Linked DNA regions of Homo sapiens: region 1 is linked to region 2. The links are chromatin loops, found by intact Hi-C in ENCODE. Cell type or tissue: dorsolateral prefrontal cortex. All regions are shown on one strand.

Evidence for each region. A loop is a pair of places that touch in the nucleus more often than their neighbours do. Peaks named below come from ENCODE experiments on the same cell type or tissue, not always from the same donor. Only the 100,000 strongest peaks of a DNase experiment are listed, where the experiment ranks them.
Region 1: a loop joins it to region 2, with 6 times the contacts of the local background. A loop is called at or near these places in 2 of 110 quality-filtered maps.

What each region holds. Positions count from the first base shown.
Region 1 is chr5:62,440,433-62,448,432 of GRCh38, forward strand. It overlaps IPO11 (importin 11), which reads left to right. Exons shown (of 30, transcript NM_016338.5): 3 at 2,551-2,651. It also overlaps the pseudogene RNU6-661P. Among named protein-coding and RNA genes, the nearest start is that of IPO11, 32 kb to the left of the region's middle. In dorsolateral prefrontal cortex, a CTCF peak has its summit at 3,498 (motif pointing right); a DNase peak (open chromatin) is centred at 3,042; H3K27ac peaks cover 959 bases.
Region 2 is chr5:63,397,410-63,405,409 of GRCh38, forward strand. No RefSeq gene overlaps it. Among named protein-coding and RNA genes, the nearest start is that of HTR1A, 560 kb to the right of the region's middle. In dorsolateral prefrontal cortex, CTCF peaks have their summits at 4,226 (motif pointing right) and 4,431; a DNase peak (open chromatin) is centred at 4,252.

The DNA.
Region 1 (8,000 bases), 960 kb before region 2:
CAACTTCTGCCTCCTGGGTTCAAGCGATTCTCCTGCCTCCGCCTCCTGAGTAGCTGGGATTACAGGCGCCCCCCCACCATGCCTAGCTAATTTTTTGTATTTTTAGTAGAGACAGGGTTTCACCATGTTGGCCAGGCTGGTCTCTAACTCCTGACCTCAAATAATCTGCCCACCTCGGCCTCCCAAAGTGCTGGGATTACAGGCGTGAGCCACTGCGCCCAGCCTGCATTCCTTTTTAAAAAATACTTGGCTGATCACAGTGGCTCACCCCTGTAATCCTAGCACTTTGGGAGGCCAGGGCAGGTGGATCACCTGAGGTCAGGCGTTCAAGACCCACCTGGCCAACATGGTGAAAGCCCGTCTTTGCTAAAAACACAAAAATTAGCCGGGAGTGGTGGTGCATGCCTGTAATCCCAGCTATTCGGGAGGTTGAGGAAGGAGAATCGCTTGAACCCGGGAGGTGGAGGTTGCAGTGAGCCAAGATCGCGCCACTGCACTCCAGTCAGTGCAACGGGAGTGAGACTCCATCTCAAAAAAAAAAACTTACAAATGTTTTTCTATAGCAAAGGACATACTTCCACATCATTTTTGGCTTTGGGGTTTTCCTATACAAGGTTTAAGAGGTCACCTTTGGGAATTTGAGTTGTTTTTGGTCTGAGACATAGTATAATTATAGTCATTATTATTATTTGGATTAACATAATGCATACTTTTTTTGAGTAATGGTTAATGTTGAGTTGAGATTATTCACATCACATGTAGCTTTATCTCTCTTGTTTTTTGAGACAGAGTTTCACTCTTGTTGCCCAGGATGGAGTGCAATGGTGCGATCTCAGCTCACAACATCCTCTCCCCTCCCGGGTTCAAGTGATTCTCCTGCCTCAGCCTCCCAAGTAGCTGGGATTACAGGCATGCGCAACCATGCCTGGCTAATTTTGTATTTTTATAGAAACGGGATTTCTCCATGTTGGTCAGGCTGGTCTTGAACCTTTGACCTCAGGTGATTTGTCCCCCTCGGCCTCCCAAAGTGCTGGGATTACAGGCATGAGCCACTGTGCCTGGCCTTTTTTTTTTTTTTTTTTTTTTTTTTTTTTTTTTATGGGACAGAGTTTTGCTCTTGTTGCCCAGGCTGGAGTGCAGTGGTGCGATCTCTGCTCACTGCAACCTCCGCCTCCTGGGTTCAAGCAATTCTCCTGCCTCAGCCTACTAGCAGCTGGGATTATAGATGTGCACCACCACACCCAGCTAATTTTTTGTATTTTTAGTAGAGATGGGGTTTCATCATGTTGGCCAGGCTGGTCTCGAACTCCTGACCTCATGGTGGTCCACCTGCCTCGGCCTCCCAGAGTGCAGGGATTACAGGCATGAACCACCATGCCCGGCCGCTTTATATCTCTTAAAAATGTTCTGCTATCAAACTTTTTTTTTTTTTGAGACAGAGTCTCACTCTGTCACCAGGTTGGAGCACAGTGGCGCGATCTCGGCTTACTGCAACCTCCACCTTCCTGGTTGAAGCTATTCTCCTGCCTCAGCCTCCCGAGTAGCTGGTATTACAGGCATGCGCCACCATGCCCAGCTAATTTTTGTATTTTTAGTAGAGATGGGGTTTCACCATGTTGGCCAGGATAGTCTCGATCTCCTGACCTCGTGATTCGCCTGCCTCGACCTCCCAAAGTGCTGGGATTACAGGCGTGAGCTACCGCGCCCAGCTTTATCAAACTTATTTACAAGGATAATTGTTTTGATAAGGAGGGTACTATGAAATAGTTTTATTTCATAGCATGTATTAACCCCGGGGCCTTGACTCCTTAGAATCTTTGAATCTATGCTGTAGTGGGCCTACTTTTTCTAATTTGGAAGTTATATATTTTATTGAATATGTATGGGCTTATGGTATTCATTTGAAAAATAATTAGGTTTGCTTGTTTCTGAATTTAATTTTTTTACTAGGGGAATTTTCAAACACACCTTAAAGCAGAATAGTACAATGACTCTACATGTGTGTTACTCAGCTTTGAACAGTTAACATACAACTGAGCAGGTGTACTTCTTATATGAATTGTAGAACTATATATACTTCATAAATATCGATATGATATATGTAGTGATAGAATATAAACAAATTTAATTAAAAGATCTGTCCAGGCTGGGTGTGGTGGCTCATGCCTGTAATCCCAGCACTTTGGGAGGCCAAGGCGAATGGATCACCTGAGGTCAAGAGGTCGAGACCAGCCTGGCCAGCATGGTGAAACCCTGTCTCTACAAAAAAAAAATACAAAAAATTAGCTGGGCTTGGTGGCAGGCACCTGTAACCCCAGCTACTTGGGAGGCTGAGGCAGGAGAATCTCTTGAACCTGGGAGGCGGAGGTTGCAGTGAGCCGAAATCGTGTCATTGCACTCCAGCCTGGGCGACGAGAGTGAAACTGTCTCAAAAACAAAACAAAACAAAACAAAACAAAACAAAGATCTGTCCATACTTTATTGTGGGTACATTAATTATACTTTTTACTTATTCCATGCTAATTCTAATATTATGTTTTTTATTTATAGAATATTTTCACCAACCACACTTTGGATATAAATGTAAGGTGGCTTGCTGTACTGTATTTTAAACATGGAATTGATCGCTACTGGAGACGTGTAGCACCTCAGTAAGTTCCATCACTTCCCCTATTCCTTGAGTATAATCCTTCCCAAATTCAGGAAGGTGTAAGAATACTTGTTTATGTAAAAGGATGTGTTAGCGCTTACTTCTGCAGCACATATACTAAAATTGGAGCAATACAGAGACGATTAGCATGGTCTCTGTGCAAGGATGATGTGGAGATTTGTGAAGTGTTTGATATTTAAAAAAAATGCAAAAAAAGTGTTTACTACTGAATAAGTGTTCTATTTAGGTAATGACAAATCAACAGCTATATTATTGTTTTCTTCATGGTTTTCCATTTGAGTGTGTGTGTGTGTGTGTGTGTGTGTGTGTGTGTGTGTGCGTGTGTGCGTGTGCGTGTGATGTTGGCCCTCTGCTTGCAAGGATCATGCTGAGTCAGTCATGTTGAACAAAAGCCCTCTGTTTTAGTCGTACCCACTTAAAAGGCTGAGGCAGGAGGATTGCTTGAGCACAGGAGTTTGAGATCATCCTGGGCGACATGGAGAGACCCCATCTCAAGAAAAAAGAAAGAGAAATATAAGGTTAGGATTTGGAAGAAAAAAAAAGCCATTCAGAAGGAAATCCCAGGTCAACTCTGAACCAGCTAGGTGTTAATTTCTGAGTCTTATGCATTCTTTCTCTATGGTGGGAATGGAGTAGTATACATTTGTAATCACATTAGTATTCAGTTATAACTGCTATGTACGTGGTTAACAGATTTAGTAGTTAATTTTACATGTTATATAATCAATGCAAAATCATTGTAGACATGACCCTGGGATTTGTTTGATAGAAAATATGGTAGTGAATTTTGCTTAAGAAGTAACATAATCTGTGTTTTCCAGTAGATGGCACTATAGCTCTCTAAATTCTTAAAAGCCGTAAGACCTTTTTTCTCAGTCTGAATACTTCAAAATGCATATAAAACATGTCCTTGAATAATATTGGAAACAACAAGAATATTTTCAGGCTGCACTTGGGATACTATATTACGGTTTAAAGCAGACATGTCTTTTTCTTTTTTTTTTTTTTTTGAGACGGAGTCTCGCTCTGTTGCCCAGGCTGGAGTGCAATGGCATGATCTCGGCCTACTGCAAGCTCTGCCTCACGGGTTCAGGCCATTCTGCCTCAGCCTCCCGAGTAGCTGGGACTACAGGTGCTTGCCATCTTGCCCCGCTGATTTTTTGTGTTTTTAGTAGAGCCAGGGTTTCACTGTGTTAGCCAGGATGGTCTCGATCTCCTGACCTGGTGATCCGCCCGCCTTGGCCTCCCAAAGTGCTGGGATTGCAGGTGTGAGCCACTGTGCCCGGCCGGAGTAATTTTTTACATAGGATTAATTCATAATTTTGGAGAGAAATATGGTAAGTAGTGATGAGAAAATGTGCATTATTTGTTTATAGGCAATGGCCCAGCAGCACTTTTCTACTGCTTTGTCCAATTGAATTTTACGTGTCTGCTAAAATTCATTTTGTTTTAGTGGTTATATAAAGGATACAATTATAAATGCTTGTCTTGGCTGGGCACGGTGGCTCACACCTGTAATCCCAGCACTTTGGGAGGTCGAGGATCACCTGGGGTCAGGAGTTCGAGACCAGCCTGCCCAACATGGCGAAACCCCACCTCTTCTAAAAATACAAAAATTAGCCAGGTGTGGTGGCGGATGCCTGTAATCCCAGTTGCTGGGGAGGGTGACACAGGAGAATCACTTGAACCTGGGAGGTAGAGGTTGCCGTGAGCCAAGAACGTGCCACTGCACTCCAGCCTGGGCGACACAGTGAGACTATGTCTCAAAAGAGAGAGAGAGAGACATATATATATGTATATATATATAAACATACATATAAATATATATATAAATGATTGTTTTGAAGGGAAAGTAAATTATTAAATATTTCATGTTGTACTTTTACATAATGAATTAGAACCTAGAATTTAGCTTAAATTTAAAAAGTTATGAGATAATTTATACAATATTAGGTAGTTAAATCCCAAGCTGTCTCTTTTAGTATATATTGAAATAAAAGCTGGAAAGGAGAGGATGCTGGAGCACGAGTGGCAGTTTAGTAATTGAACTTATAAACTTAAGACTTTTTAAAAAGATGCTTGTTTCTGTACTTATCAGTTTCATTTTATATAGATCCTACTCTTAACCATTTTCACAGAATGAGAATTAACTAACAAGCTTGTTACCATTACCATATACATTGCAGTGTATCTGGGTCCTAATTAATTAAATACTGTCCAATTTCTGCTTGACATATAGTTTGAATTCATCTAATGATAACATGCATAAAATTAAAGGTGGAATGTTAATTATTATTAGAGAATTGTTAAAGATGTGAATTTTCTTCAGGTTAATGGCTTGTTTCTTTAATATGTATACAATCCCTGACTTATGGTTGTTTGATTTGATGATTTTTTTTTTACTTCACTATGATGCGAAAACAATATATATGTATTCAGTAGAAACTGTACTTCAAGTGCCCATACAACCATTCTATTTTTCACTTTCAATACAGTATTTTTCATTTTCAGTACAGTGTTCAATAAATTAACATGAGATATTTATTACTTTATTATAAAATAGGCTTTGTGTTGGATGCTTTTGCCCAGCAGTAGGCAAATGTAAGTGTTCTGAGCATGTTTGAGGTAAGTTAGGCTAAGATAATGATGTTCAGTAGGTTAGATATATTAAATAAATTTTTGACTTACAACATTTTGTATTTACTGTGGGTTTTTCAGGTGGTAACCCCATCGTAAGTCAGTATCATCTGTATTTTTTTTGCATAATCTATTTTGATAGATAGTCATTGTACACTTTTATTGTAGTTAGAGTTATGCAAACTGCTAAACCTGGCTCCTTGGCATAAAAGAAAAGTTCAATTACAAGTTTAAAGCAAAATATTGTAGGAGAACACATTATGTCAGGGGTTTGATAGTAGAAGGGAACTATTAAAGTTGGAAAGTATAGCATAGTCATAAAAGGATTAGAGAGATCATTTTTAATGACCTGAATGTTTATCTTAATCTTGTTTTCTCATTTGTTTATTAACTTTGAGTAAGTCATTAAGGTTTTAAAATACTTTCTTTGAAGTGTAATGTATAACAGACTTTAAAACAGTACACAAATGAAGGGTGTAGTTTGAATGTTTATAATGCAAAGACACCTGTGTAACTGCCAGTTGGAACTAGATAGAACACTTATAGCACTCCAGAAACTTTTACACACATGTGCATTTTATTACTATTTATAGTCACATGTGTGTTCAACTTTAGTAGATATTGTTAATTAATTTTCTAGGCTGGTTGTACGAGGTTGCACTTCCACAGCAACATACGAGTGTTTGTATTTGCTCTGCATTCTTATCAGCACTTGGTCTGATCTTTCATTTTAGTCATTCTGGTGAGCTTAGTAATTTTAGTTTGCATTTTCTTTATGAATGATGAGTACTTTTTAATGTACTTATTGGTCATTGGGATATCCTCTATTGTGAAGGGTCTGTTATTTGCACATTTAAAAAAATTGGGTTATCTTATTGATTTATGAGACTTTTATTTTGGATACGAGTCCTTTGTCAAATATACGTATTACAAATATCTTCTCCTAGGCCAGGTGCAGTGGCTCATGCCTGTAATCCCAGCACCTTGGGAGGCCGAGGCGGGCAGGTCGCCTGAGGTCAGGAGTTCGAGACCAGCCTGGCCAACATGATGACACTCCATCTCTACTAAAAATACAAAAACTAGCTGGACATGGTAGTGTAAGCCTGTACTCCCAGCTACTGAACAGGCTGAGGCAGGAGAATCTCGAACCTGGGAGGCAGAGGTTGCAGTGAGCTGAGATCATGCCACTGTACTCCAGCCTGGGCAACAGAGCGAGACTCTGACTGCAAAAAAAAAAAAAATCAACTTTGTGACTTGCCTTTCACTTTCTTCATGATGTCTTTTGATGAACAGAAGCCCTTAATTTTAATGAAGTTTAATTTAATTACCTTTCTATGATTATTTCTTTTGGTTCATAATTATATATATATATTTTTTTTTAAGAAGACAGGGTTTTGTTCTGTTGCCCAGGCTAGAGTGCAGTGATGCAATCATAGCTCAGTGTAACCTCTAACTCCTGGGCTCAAGCAGCCCTTCTGCCTCAGCCTCCTGAGTAGCTGTGACTACATGTGTGTGCCGCCAGTGGCTAATTTTTAAATTTTTTTTGTAGAGATGGGGTCTTGCTATGTTGCCCAGGCTAGTCTTGAACTCCTGACTGCAAGTGACCCTCCCACCTTGGCCTTCCAAAATGCTGGGATTTACAGGCGTGAGCCAGTGCCCCCAGCCTATTTATGAAATTTTTGCTCAACCTGTGGTCATGAAAATACTCTGTTTTCTACTGAAAGCTTTGTTTTCCTTTTCTATTTTAGGTGTATGATCTTTCTGGAATTTATTCTTGTACAAGGTGCTTATGTGAAGTAGGGACGTGTTCTTTCTCCATTGCATTATGATTGTACCCTTGTTTTTTTATTCTTTTTTTTTTTTGAGACAGGGTCTTGCTCTGTCACCCAGGCTGGAGTGCAGTGGTGCCATCATGGCTCACTGCAACCTCGACTTCTCAGGCTCCAGTGATCCTCCCACTGCAGCCTCTGGAGTAGCTGGGACCACAGGTGCGTGCCACCATGCCTGGCTAATTTTTGTATTTTTTGGTAGAGACAGGGTTTCGCCATGTTGATCAGACTGGTCTCGAACTCCTGAGCTCAAGCAGTCCAACTCTCTTGGCCTCCCAAAGTGCTGGTATTACAGTCACCACGCCCAGCTAAATTTTGTATTTTTAGTAGAGACAGGGTTTTGCCATGTTGTCCAGGCTGGTATTGAACTCCTGGCCTCAAGTGATCTTCCTGCCTCGGCCTCCCAGAGTGCAGGGATTACAGGCGTGAGCTACTGTGTCCAGCCTCACACTTTGTTTTCTGTGTGTCTTGTTATTTGTCCCCTTTTTTTTCTTTCTTGCTTTACTTTGGATTACAGTAGTTTCTTCTTATCTGCAGGTGATAGGTTCCAAGACTCCCAGTGGATGCCTGAAACTGCAGATAGTCCTGAGTCCTTTATTTAGTATGTTTTTTTTTTCAGTCTGATAACAAGATAGCTACTAGATGTCTAGTGGGCAGGTAGCATGTACAGCATGGGTGTGCTTGACAAAGGAATAATTCATGTCCCAGGCCAGACAGGGCAGGACAGCATGAGATTTCATCATGCTATTCAGGATGCTACGCTATTCAAAACCTGTGAATTTTCCATTCCATTCATTGAATCTGCTTCATTGATGGTAGATTACTGAAACCATGGAAAGTAAGGGAGGACAACTATATTCAAG
Region 2 (8,000 bases):
TTTAGACTGTGGCTTTATTAGCTTTAGTTACCAGTGACTTATGGTTCAGGATGGGAGTTTAAACTTATATGTTTGTTGCCAAAAAAAAAAATGATGATAACAATTCATATGCTTAAGTTTAAACAACATTTTAGGACTAGATTTTGCCACTGAAGGAAAAATAGGCTTTAAAAAAAGGGATACGGACAGTGGGGAAGGAGATTTTCCTTTTAAAAAGAGAAATTTCTGAAGATAAATAACAAAAAAAAAATGAAAGTAAAATGGGTAGACTGGGTCTCTCTCTGATAGAAGCCTCCTCAAACTCACAATTGAAAAGACAGGGTTTGAATGTAAACAACTGTTTAGACCTATGAATACTCAATAACCTAAGAAAAATGATAGAAATCTAGATTTAGGAACAAAAAATTAAACTAGTAGGGGAAGATTTGTTCTAACTATATATTCATTTTTATTACTAAATAGAGCACATACTCGAAGACTGAAGGGCCTGTACTTGGATTCTGTCACTTTCTCAGGGCCTCCCCAAGACTGGAGAGAGGCATTAACAGTAACATAGGCAAAGCTCAATTGTCTGCTGAGATAGATAAACAAAATGATATGTCAAGCAACAAGTGTATGACAATATGGAGTGCTGGGAACTGTGAATACCTGGATTACATGTTCAGAGACAACAGTCTTCACACTGTTGTGAACAGAATATTGACATTTTGATTTAGCTTGTAAACTGCCATTTTTTTTTTTTACCTCTCTTTAATGGGTAAAAGAGATCAACAAAATTTCCCCTATCAGAATAAAGGAAGAATCTACTTCAAAGAAAGAAGCCAGTCTCCTCCTCCATAGAATGCAGATGTTGTCAATTCTTATAGTTTTATGGTGTCTCAGCATCTATTCTGAACCTAGGTTTAACTTCGCATACCAGAAGAAGGGCTTAGTAACTCTTGACACAGTTTTCATTTCTCTAGCTCTTTCTGATTCTAAGTGTGGTCCATCCAGATATCTGCCTTAAGTAACCACCTCCTAGTGTCCAACTCCCCATGGGATATGCAGAGATAACCTCCTTGACTCACCTCACTGACTCCACTCTCCACTCAGTATGCAGGTATGCTACAGGGAGCATTCCCTGTCCCAGTCACCACATGTGACTCACACCCGCTTGCTCTGCATCCACCAATTAGAACTCCATGTGGGAAACTTGCTGGGGTAATGTCCTGGATCCCAGTAAAGCCTCAGGCTATAGGTCTATCTCTCTCTGTCTCTCTTGCTCCCCACCTGCTGTTTGAACACATTGCCCTGTGACCTCTCATTGGCTCCCAGAGGCATCTCTCTACTCTCATGGATCTGAGAATAATATACTTTCTGTTATGTCATGTGTTTTTGTTTTATGGCCTCCTCTTACTTGACTGACACATGCAGATTTAACTTCTTTCCCAGTCAGGGCTCTCCTAGAGAGTGGTCTGGGCGATAGAGCAAGACTTCATCTCAATAAATAAATAAATAAATAAATAAATAAAAAATAAAGAAGTACAACAAAACACATCTGGCCAACTAAAAATCATATTATTGTTTTTTAAATTCAATACTTTTGAGACCTATTTTGAACTACATATACCAGTATATGTAAGTACATATTTATTAAAGAACATAATTATGTTTATTTCAACATTTAATATATTTACTTTCATGCTACATTATTATGCATGTTATTATGTCATAATGACATAATTTATATAGTCATTTCAGATAAGTATATCTTGACCTTGTCTATTTATAGCTCTTCTTCTAGACTATGGAATTTTTTCCATACTACAAGAACTATTTCTTGTTTACGATTGTATTTCAAAGCCAAGCACAATTCTGGATTAACGTATATAGAATAATTTAAAATATTTTTTAAGTGAGGTTATTCTAAGACAGATGTTATCTATTTACAGTTTTACTTTGGGTTGTCTTGCTTTTATGTCCTGGAATGGAGGTGTCTTTCTCTCTCTTCCCCTTTCTACCTTCCCCCTCCCCCATTATCTTCTTCTCTCTACCACTGGATCATAACTGGATGAACATTTCTAGTTTCTTGCTTCAACTCTGTAGACCCACATTTGCCATCCAACAGATAATTCCAATAGCTAGACTTGGAAGAAAGTATATGGTCTGTAGTCTAATTTCTAATTTAGCCTTATAAGTGGTAATGCTGATATTTGGTTTCCATATGTCTGTTACAAATGTCTACTTTTCCATTGGCCTATGTCAAATCATGGGGTAGAAAAAAGACTGTGACTAATTATCAAACTCCAACCCCAATATCTATGGTGATGATGCTGGGTTGGAAGGTGTGCTATTGAGGATGACAATTTCAAATAAAGTTTTCCAGTTCATTAGCTTCCATTACCAAGACCTCTTGCTGACTCCTCTGCAAATTGTTCTTCCTTCCATCCTCTCCTTTCCTTCTTCACTAATCAACTAGGTGGGCGTAATTACTGATCTTAGGAATGGGGTAAAGAGTATAAGCTGTCTGAGCAATGTGTAGCACAGAACTTATGTAATGAGCAACAGGATAAATTTCTTGGATCAAGAAATGCAATTCCTGTAAAACATTTGATGTCTTTTGAAGTTGATTGCAATACTATAATAAGAAACTAGGCCCATTAAAAAAAAAAAAAAACCGTATCATGTACAGATGCCCCTTGACTTACAAAGGGGCTACATCCTGACAAACTCAATAAGCCCATTGAAGGTTTCAAATACTGTCAGTTGAAAATGCACTTAATACACCTAACCCTCCAAACATCCTAGCATAGCCCAGCCCACATTCAACATGCTCAGGACACTTACCTTATCTACAGTAAGACAAATCATCTGGCAACACAGTACACTGTGGAGTACTGGTGTTTACCCTTGTGATTATGTGGCTGCCTGGGAGCTGTGGCTCACTGCCACTGCCCAGGATCCGGAAAGAATATTGTACCACATATGGTTAGCCCAAGAAAATATCAAAGTTCAAAATGTGAAGTACAATTTCTCCTGAATGTGTATTGCTTTTGTACCATCGTTAGGTTAAAAAAAACTTAAGTCAAACCATTGTAAGTCGGGGACCGTGTGTATTCTCTAAAGTAAATACAGAGGCAACACCTCTTTATGAGTAAATTACAATAAAATAAATGTATGTCTGTATGTTTTCTCAAGCTCTGAAAGGTCTACCTCTCAATTGTCTCATCTATAAACTGGTAATCCATTTAAACCATGCTCTTCCATTTTGTTAACTAGTCAAATAAGTAACTCATCCAAAAAGAGGGTGGTACATTCATGCCTTCTGGATTACTAACTTTCCTCTGACATAAGGCATCACTTCAAATATTGGCAGGTAAGAACCAGAGAGCAGTATTTACTTTCTTGGAATTTGGTATTACAACCCCTCTGGCTTCCCCAAATAATTGCCCATATTTTGCCATCTTGACCATTCTTCCTGTAGTGTTTGAGGGCAAAGGGCAGGAGCTCCATTTACTCGTTATAGATGTGCCTAAGATTTGGTTGTTATGCCGACAAACAAATACTTCATTGTTTTCTATAGAATTTTAGGGGTCCCATTTTTAAACTGCACCACTGTATATGTCTTCTCTCCTTGAGATAAAAGTTGCAAACTAATGGTCCCTGGGCTGAATTTGACCCATGGAAAAATTAGTTTTAAAAATTAAACTCTTCATTTTGGGCTAATTATAGATTCATATTCAGTTGTAGGAAATACAACAGAGAGATCCAATGGACTCTTTATCTAGTTTCCTCCAATAATCACATCTTGCAAAGCAATTGTAGAGAATGACCACCACGATACTGACATAACTACAATCCACCAGTCTTATCTACACACATCTTTTATTGCATAATTTTACCCTATATAGTATTTTCAATCTGAATAGCAGCTAATAGTTACAAATCAAAAACTTTAAATAATGGTATAGATTTCTGATTTTGCTTTAAAAAATCCTATTTCTCAAAACTGGGACTGCATTCTATACATAAAATCAGGCTAGAAGTGAATAGCAGTTCGATTACACAACACACATTCTCCCTTTTATACTAGTACTCAGCTACTCGATTTATCTTCTTAACAGCTAACACAATTCATGTAGTTATGCTCTTATGGTTGTCTCTTCTATCACCTGTGTGGGAAGTCCCTAATTCCTATTTTAGCTTGTCCATACTCCAGTGTCCCAAACCTTGTCAGTTTATCCACCAGAGGGCACTCCAGCCCCGCCTGTGTTTAACTGTAGCCTGGAAGAACGAAGATAACATTAGGCCTCTGAAAGGTGAATAATTGGGGTCCTGAGTGAAGCAGGCCAAATATTTCTCAAAGAGAACAATGTCACCAGGTAAAAGCAAATGAAATTATACAATGCCAAATGAATAGTTTTTTTTTTAATTTTCAGTCTTGGCATTTCCCTGAGGTCCAAACATACATTCAACAACCTACGTGACATTTCCACTTGGAAATTTAACACACTGAAAATAGAACATTTATTACTTTTCTTCTACACCTGCTTCTCTTACTTTCCCCATTTCAGTAAAAAGTTATGCCATGTACCCAATCTTTCAAATCAAAGACGCGGAAATCTTCAACTCTTCCTTGATTCATCTCTTTACCTCAAATCACCCTTCTCTTCCCTACATGTAGACTTTATCTACAAATCTGATTGCTGATGCCTCCAAGGTATTTTTTAAATCTATTTATCATCAAGGCTAAGCCAACATTGTTGCTCATCTGGACTACTGCATCTGCATTTGCTTCCATTTTTACCACTAGAATCCATTCCATATGTTAGTTAGATCGCTTTCCTGAAAGCATAAATCACAACCTACAAGGCTCTGCAATTTAGTATCTGCCTACCTCTCCAGTACCATTTTATTTTATTCTGAAAATTGTTAACTCCATTTCACTCTCTCTCTATATATAATATATAATTTATATAATTATGTATATAATTATATACATATATATTTGTTTGTTTTACAAAAGCACCCTTTTTGATGTGCTGTTCTTTTTTCCTGGACATGCTTTCCTAAGTTATTAACAAAGCTCACCCCACACCCTTTTAGTTCTTAGGTGAACTATCACCTTATTTAAATATCACCTCATCACAGAGGCTTTCACTCATCATCCTGGCTAATATGGCACCCACCTCAATACCACTTCTGACTTTATGCACTCTTCTATTACTTTGTTGTATATATCATTATATTATTATATTTCTGTGTTTGCATATATAATTACTATCTATATCTTATAGCTACTATATAAGTTCCATAAGATCAGAGACTGCATATGTTTTTTCACTTCTGTATTACCCAAACTCAGAATATTTTCAAGGACATAGGCCATGTCTATTAAAATTTTTTAGAATGTATAGATGAAAAGATTAATTATAAATAATATTTGAATTTGGCAAAAATTATGAAAGCCTGATAAAAATTGTAATATTTAATTAATTTGTAAAATTAAAACATCATTATTATGAATACATATTAAGATATGTATTTAAGATAATTATCTTGAATAATAATGCACTGGAATTTCTATTTCCAGCCATGATAGAATAACAGAGCACAGATTTGGCTTCTCATGTTAAACAACTGAACCGTCAGAAAAATATATGAAAATAATGATGTTTCAAGTATCAGAGAACAATCAGTGCAGACAGTAACACCTAGGAGAGAAGAACTAATGAAATGAGCTTTAAGATTGCTGTGCATACTGCTCGGAGAATTTCCAGGCCATAGCACAACTCAAATATCACAGCTCAACTGGCTATCTGCTTAAGTTGAAGGGACAGAGTTGAACATTCTGAGAAGTCAAAGTGGTTAGAATTTGCAGGGCAGGTTACTGGAGAGAAGAGAAATGCACAGACATCCAAATGTCTGCAGATGGCTCCTGTAAAGTCTTCAGCTGAATGCTGGTCAGCACATTCACGTAAGGGAATTATCTGAAGGTAGGGGAAAAAAAATCACCAGAAAGGAATAATCAGAACAATCCCTACAGCTCACTCAGAGCCAGGAATAGTTTGTGTTTTCACTAATTCAAATGAAAAAAATAATCTTGTTAATATACAAGGCATCAAAAAGAGTGCTAAGAAATATTTCTCTTAAAGAGGAAAAATTAGCTCTGGACTAATGTGCTGGAATTTCTATTTTCTGGACTAGTGGCTACTCTGGATCCACCTAACAAAGCAAAAAGCAGGAATTGAAGTGATCAAACTGTTTTCAAATGATGTAATTGTGTCTCAGAATAAATTCTAAGTATATTTCACTGAGATGGAATATGTAGGACCTAACAAAATAAATTTCAAAATACCTAGCATCTAATAAAGAAATGAGCAGATATTCAATGAAGTAGGAAAATAAGATTCTTAATTAAGAGGAAAAAATAATGAAATGCCAAAAATGATATAATTATTAAAAAAAGAAAAACAGTTTTGATATACTCTATATATACTCAAGATGACAGATAAGCACAAACATGTTAAGGAGAGGCATGGAAGATTACTGGACTTTTGAAGATGAAAAATACAATGTCAAAGAGGAAAAAGGCATTGCATGGCATTGCCAAGAGGTTAGAAATGGAAGAAGAATACATTAGTGAACTTGAAGATATATCAATTAAACTATCCTGGATGAACTCAAGAGAGAAAAATGAGTGAAAAAAATGAACAGTATCAGTGAGCTGTGAAATATCAAATGACCTAAAATACATTCAAATCATAGAATCCCCAAAGCAGAGGAAGAGGGCAGAGAAATACATGAAAAATAATGACTTCAGTTTTTTTTTTTTGTTTTCAAATTGATGAGAACTATAAACCACAGATTCAAGAAGCTTACAAACCCCAACCTTAAGAAACATGAAAAAAACTGCAAGGGACATCATAATCACATTGCTTAAAACCAGTGATAAGAAAAAAAATCTTAAAAACAGCCACAGGAAAAAGATACATTATGTATAGGAAAATGAAGATAAGAATACAAGTCAGGATTACTGTGGCAGTACTTTTTTAAGTAAAGGAAGAAAAAAAAAGGACCTATCAAACTAGAATTCCATATTCTACAAAAATATCTTTCAAGGAAAATGAAAAAAAAAAGGCAATACAAAGGCTAACAAAATTCACCACCAGCACTGCAAAGAAATGTTAAAGGAAGTTCTTCAGGAAGATAAAAATCTCAATCTATTCAAGGAATGAAGATCAACAGATAAAGTAAGTATGCATGTGAAAATAAAATATAATTTTCCTATTTATAAGTTTCTTTGAAAGATAATTGATTTTTAAAAATAAAAATAACTGAATTTATCATATAGGTGTGTAGAAGCAAAATGGATGATAACAACAGCACAAAGACTGGGAAAAGGAAATAAAGAGTATACACTAATAAGATTTTACATTATATGTGAAGTGAGACATTACTTTAAGCTAGACAGTGACATATTAAACATGCATGTTATAAACACTAAAGCAAACAGTAAAACACAAAACGAAGAGTTAAAGCTAATTAGCCAGTCAAGAATGTAAAACAAAATTTTTAAATTAATTAATTTAAAATAAGGCAGAAAGAAGGAAAAAAAAAGAATAAAGTGTGAAAATGGAAAACAAATAGCAATATGGTTGATTTAACCTAATCATATCATTAATCAAATTAAATGGTTTTCAACATTCCCTGATTAAAAGACATAGGTTTTCAAATTGGATGTAAAAGTAGGATCCAATTATGTCCTTCTTCAAGAAATACATTTTAAAAATAAAGAAAGAAACAAATTAAAAGTAAATAATGGAAATGAATATACCAAGCTAACAATCAAAGAACAATAGAATTAATTATTTTATACCAGACAAATTATACCGGTAAAGAATATTACCAGGGATAAAGAAGATAATTTGATAATGATAAAGGTATCAGTTGATCAGGACATAATGGTTCTAAACATTTATGCTGCTAATAACAGTGCTTCAAAATACATGAAGCAAAAC